Linked DNA regions of Homo sapiens: region 2 is linked to region 1. Evidence: chromatin loops called from intact Hi-C (ENCODE). Cell type or tissue: dorsolateral prefrontal cortex. All regions are shown on one strand. Links, peaks and the distances in the headings refer to the core of each region. The heading gives the core; the rest is flanking DNA.

Region 1 (2,912 bases), core at 199-2,698:
AGACCTTAAGACTAATAGACTCTCCATCTGATAGGAAACATTTACAATCTATTCTCTCTGAAGCCTGCTACCTGGAGGCTTACCTGCATGATAAAACCTTGGTCTCCACAACCCCATATTGTAACCTAGACATTTCTTTCTATTGATTCCAGGCCTGTAGATAATAACTCAACCTATTGTCCATCAGAAAATTTTTGAATTTGCCTATGACCTGAAAGCACCCCCTTCCAGTTGTCCCACCTTTCTGGACTGAGCCAATATACATCTTATATTGATTGATGTCTTTTTTTTTTCTTTTTTTTTTTTTATTACACTTTAAGTTTTAGTGATTGATGTCTTTTGCCTCCCTAACTGTATAAAACAAAGTTGTAGCCTGTCCACTTTGGGCATATGTTCTCAGGATCTCCTGAGGGCTGTGTCATGGGCCACGGTCACTCATACTTGGCTCGGAATAAATCTCTGCAAATATTTTACAGAGTTTACCTGTTTAGGTCATCAATTAAAAAGTGGCAAATATATTCTGGTTGTAATTTTTCCATAAAAAGAGATACAGTGATTTGGGTCTTTTGCTTGTTTTTGTTTTTTCTTTCTTTGCGGGGGGGACGGCATTGGGGAGATAGAAGATTATGGAGCACCAAAAATGGTTGTGTGTTACATGAAGGGAACAAGATGTTGGAATATCTGTTTGAATGGAATGGAATATTCAGGATAAAGTGCAGCAGGTCATGAAGATAATGCAATAAGACATAGGTATTTTGTGCCTCCCACATTAGTATAGGGCCTGAGGGAAATGCAAAGCTGGAGAACTGGGCTCAATCCTCAACAGAGCTTCAGGTCCAGAGAGAAGAGCCACATAAGAGACTGACATGGTGGGTGGGAGGGAGGGAAGAGTGATAAGAGTTAAACAGAATTAACCTGTCTCTAGGTCCTAAATAGGATTGAATTGTGAAAGCTCTACTCCAGGTTCACTGCAGATATTGGAAGTAAGACAGCATTTATATACTTAGCTCTGTGGGTGCATGCTATCTTCATGCCAAAAAGTTGCTAGAATTATCTGACAAAGGAAAGAACCTGTGTAGCTGTATGTTTTGCTCAGGTGGTGGGCAGAAGTATGCAACTGAAGCTGAATTCTGTCTCTCTCCATGTATTTGTCCCTGTTTATTTGGGGACAGGTGCATTTTACTTTTAAATTGCATGTAGTAAAGTCTTATCTTCTAAATTAAAGAGATATGCCTGTCCATGTGTTAGGCTACCAATAAATAAATTGGTTGAGGGAAGGAAGTTGGAAGAGAGAAAAGTGGAAAGAAAGGAAGGAGGTAAGGAAGAGAAGGAATGAGGGAAGGAAAGAGGGAGGAAAGAAATGAAGACCTCCCTGTATGTGTGTGTGCTTCTGTGCACTATCACATGGATTTACTACAAGCAATGGCATCTGAGGTTATGGAGGAAGTGAAATCTGTGGGGGACTCTGAGGCTTTGGGCTGTGGCAGGAAAGCAGGAAGTCTTCTTTGGTGCCAGATCTCTTTGGACGTTTGCGGTGGGGAGGAATGTGACTGTTCTTCCTCCGCAAGTGAGGGTAACAAATGTGACCATGATGATGGCATAGCAACTCTGTTGCTTGCCAGTCAGCTCACGGTCCCTTGTAAGGCAGATTACCTCTAAAGAGCTGCCAAATTTCCTTTCGCTGGGCGCATCAATACAACAAACGCCAGAGAACCCTGTGCCACCTTCATTTACTGTCTGCATTGGGACTACTTGCTTTATCTCCCTCCAGCAGCGAGTCCTCCCTCCTCTGTTCCTATATTTGATGCGATCAGCCTTATGTTCCATGGTCGTATTTTTTCAAAGGGAGAGAGGGTGGATCTCTACATCGTGCGATTCTCAGGAGGGATTGTGGTTGCTCTCATTTAGGGAGTGCCCTTTGTGCTGGGCTGTGGCTTGCAAATGTGTGCATTATAAGGTGCCCGGAACTTGGATGGGTATAGTGAATATTAAATGTAAAGAGTCTAGGTATATACTGGGCCTTGATCAATATTTATGGAATTCAAAATGTTTAAATACTTAACTATTTGCTTTTCTTTGTTATTATTAGTATTATTATTAGTAGTAGTATTACCACGCCTGGCTAATTTTTGTATTTTCAGTAGAGATGGGGTTTCACCATGTTGGCCAGGCTGGTCTCGAACTCCTGACCTCGTGATCCACCTGCTTCAGCCTCCAAAAGTGCTGGGATTACAGGCTTGAGCCACCATGCCCCGCCTCTTTGTTCTTAATTCTGTTTTCATTTGTTCTCTAGCCAAGACCCCAAGTCTATAATGATCAAGAGGGTTGTTTTATTTTTGACAAGTGGAAACCCACATGTTTCTGAAAAGTGGAGTGGTGGTGGTGGTGGTGGTGGTAGCATAATCTGGAAGACCCCTAAAGAAGGCAGTGCTACCTGCCATATTTGACTTGGGGGTCAGAGCGAGAGTCTGAGTTGGAGAGTTGGGAAGCTAGAAAAATGAAGGACTAAAGTAAGAGATATTCCTTATTTCTCCTTTTCCTTTTCCACATATCTTGAGAAAGAGAAAGGTTTTTAGTTCAGCAGAAAATGGGAGATGCTGGGGCAGAGATAAAAATGCTCCCCAAACATGGCAGGGACTTCCTTGTATTTCTCGTTCTCCTTGTAGTTAGGTTGAGCTAAAGGAGATGCTACTAATGAAATTTGAAATCTTAGGGTCAGACATGTGGGAATGCACTGCCTACCCTTCCATCTTGGCAGTGACACGGGCTCATTCCCCCCAGTTTCCAGAGCTGTGTCCTTTTCATTCCTCTTTCCAAATCCACCTCCACTCAAGCTTTCAATCTGTGCCTGGGCTCTGGTTTGAATGAGCCACTGATATATTTGCAGCCACCGGGGATCTGGAGTGCAGATG
Region 2 (2,912 bases), core at 258-2,757, 330 kb after region 1:
ATCAGGAGGAGCCATAAAACTAGAAGAACCACATAATTTAGTGGTCAGAGCCTGGGGCTGGATTCTTGGCCAAGCATCCTGCCTTTAACTCCGTGTGATCTTCTGGCAATGATTTGGTTATGCCGCTTCAGTTTCCTTTTCTGAAGCATGGGAGAACTATTCAGCTGGTGTTAGAAGGTTGTAAAGAGCAAAAGTGATAATGAGTGAGATGCTGCGGGAATGAGAGGGGCCATGAACTTCCCCTGCACAGCACTGTATCCACCCAGGAATGCAAGAAGCCACGCACTCCGAGCAACCCTGTTATGTACCAGCCCCAGCCCTGCCCAGAGGGTACACTCACTGGTGGGAAAGGTATTTGTGGAGAGACCAGTGGGACCCATGCCTGTCTTCTCTAACTCCTCTTCCAGCCCTGATTAAAACTGAGAATCGTGACCAAGAAATGACCAGTGGGGCATGCGTCGTGGCTCTGTCTCTGACTTGCTTCCTCCATCTGTTTCATGAGCAGATTTGACTCAGTTTCTGAGGGGCTTTCTAGCTCTAAAAATCTTATTTGAACTTTTCTCAAGAGTCTTGTGATCCTGCCTTGTTTCTCAGCACCTAAAAACCAAATTGGACCCATGCACACAGTGCACACATCTACAAGGATGGAGGAGCAGATGAGGGTGTGGGGCGGAGGAGACGGAGAGAGGAAGTCAGGAATCCTTCCCTGGTGGCCCAGAGGCAGCCCTGAGAAGGAGGTCATTGATCTGTTTGCTCAAGAAATAATGTGCTAGATTTTGTGCCAGGAACCCCTTAGTTGGGTTTTCACCAGGCTAATGTTGAACTAGACCGTTCAATTTTATTATAATTAATTGCCTAGTAAAAGAAAACATTCTAGAACCTGAAAATACCTTTCATATTGTTACAGTTTCAGATTTGCTCTATAATCTCTTTTGACTACTTCATCAGTGGGAGCTTAAAAGGCTTCATCTGACTTTTTTTTGTTTCTCCCTTAGTTGAGTATTTAGTGATCCATAAGAAAACATTTTTATGTATAGGATATTTCTGATTCCTTTTCGAGTGAAGAATCCTCATTCTAAAACGGATTATGAATCATTGTACCTCTGAATCAGGGGTTCTCCACCTTGGACTATTGACATTTTGGACAGGATAATTCTTTGCAGTGAGGGCTGTCATGTGCAGGGTGCTTAGCCGTGTCCCTGCCTTTGACCCCCGTGTTGTGATCTAAACTCCTGTGATAAGTTGCTATTGAAAAATCTATTTGTCCCCCAAGCACAGGAATCTTTGAGTAGGTCAGCTCTGTGCACCTCCTTCAGGGACCCAAGGAGAGTCAGGTGTTTTGGGGTCAGCCTTACTCCCAAGCAGGTGAGCTAGGGCTTTCTGTGCTGTCCCCTTGTGGGCATATGAGGTTATTGCAAGTAATGGCTGGGCCGGATACCTTCAAAACCCGTCCACAGGCTGGGCCCCCCTTTTTGCTGGAGTCTGGAGTTCACAGTCGGAGGAGGCTAGTTCTCTACAAACCTTGCTGGGTTGGGTCATAAGCTGGCTCTTCACGCAGGGTGTGGTCTGGCTAGGTTGCCAGATAAAATGCAGGACACTCAGTTCAATTTAAATTTGAGATAACGAATAGGCTGCTAGTATAAGTGTATCCCCAATATTGCACGTGACATACTTATACTAAAAAAAAATTGTGCATCTGACATTCAAATCTAACTGAGCATCCTGTATTTTTATTTGGTAACTCTAGCAACTCTGGGTCTGACAGTAGCTTTTTGTTTTCCCCAGGCCACTAGAGTGTCAGAATTCATAGGGAATGGAGGTTTATGGGGGACACTTTCAGCTTCAGAGACGTGTAGGGACCAAAGGGGAATCTTTGAGCCTGCCACTGACTATACCACCACTAACATCTAGGATACAGCGAGTAGAACTCTGGACTTGGAAAAGGTGCTCTCTCGGACCCATTTCTAGATTTGCCATCAATCTTTCACACATTTGGTCAAAATGGGACACAAACGTGGAAGCATATTGGAGGAGGGCAGGGAAGAGTTAGTGGCTGGTCTCTTCCCTCGAGTACCCTTAGCATAGAGGAAGGGACACAGATACATAGCAATTACAGCACCCAGTGAAAGATGCTGAAATAAAAGTAAGGCCACAGGAGAGAGTGAAGAACTTCTGAGTGTCTGTGTGTGTGTATGTGGTGCTAGCGATTGTTTTCCCCTCAGTCTAGGGTATCTAGAGAGGAGGGCTTTGTGCAAATGGTTGATGTGGTGGTGGTGATGGAGGGAATGTGGAAAACTTGTTTTGAAGCTGTGTTTGCATACCAAGTGTACTATTTTTCACTTATATGCTTGCTGAAAGTTGGCTTAGCGGGCAGCTGATGAAAATAATAATAACAGTTAATTCAAACCACCTTTTGGCATTGCTGCTGATTCATTCACTCTACAGATGGTGTCAGTGAGCATCTACACCATCCTAGGTGTATTTCTAGGCATAGGCAGTGCAGAAGACACAATGAACAATTGGCGGGCTGGGGGAGTTGGATTCTAGAAGGAAAGAGCTTCATGGGCACAGACATAGGGAGAATGGTGTGCTCTGCAGTGCTGAGACAGGATGAGACCAAAATGCCAGGTCTAAGGAGTGGGTGGGACGTGCAGAGGGTGGAAAAGTAGTTGCACAAAGACCTTAAAGAGCTTCTGTGTTCCTTATCCTTAGCATTTTGCTAATCTGGGCTAGAGAATGAAGACTTGAATTAATGAGGGTTAGCAGGAGCAAGGAGGTAGGGACTGAATGAAGAGAGAGCTTTCCATGCTGAACTGACAGGACCTGGTGGCAGCTGCTGTGCATGGGGGCAAGGCAGAGGAGATGAGTGAGCTGATGTCTCCTCTCTGATTGCCCTCCCACCTCCAGCTCTG

What was found. A loop is a pair of places that touch in the nucleus more often than their neighbours do. Peaks named below come from ENCODE experiments on the same cell type or tissue, not always from the same donor. Only the 100,000 strongest peaks of a DNase experiment are listed, where the experiment ranks them.
Region 2: it touches region 1 in a loop (2.8-fold over the local background); 24 of 110 quality-filtered maps call a loop at or near these places.

The regions. Positions count from the first base shown.
Region 1 is chr7:143,204,734-143,207,645 of GRCh38, reverse strand. LOC124901764 (a long non-coding RNA gene) reads left to right here and starts at 932. Exons shown (of 2, transcript XR_007060567.1): 1 at 932-2,912. In dorsolateral prefrontal cortex, for the core only: no CTCF peak of the experiment used is centred there; a DNase peak (open chromatin) is centred at 1,530.
Region 2 is chr7:142,879,575-142,882,486 of GRCh38, reverse strand. All of the region lies in intron 1 of TRPV6 (transient receptor potential cation channel subfamily V member 6), which reads left to right. Among named protein-coding and RNA genes, the nearest start is that of TRPV6, 4.7 kb to the left of the region's middle. RefSeq lists a silencer at 1,269-1,563. In dorsolateral prefrontal cortex, for the core only: a CTCF peak has its summit at 1,384 (motif pointing left); a DNase peak (open chromatin) is centred at 1,416.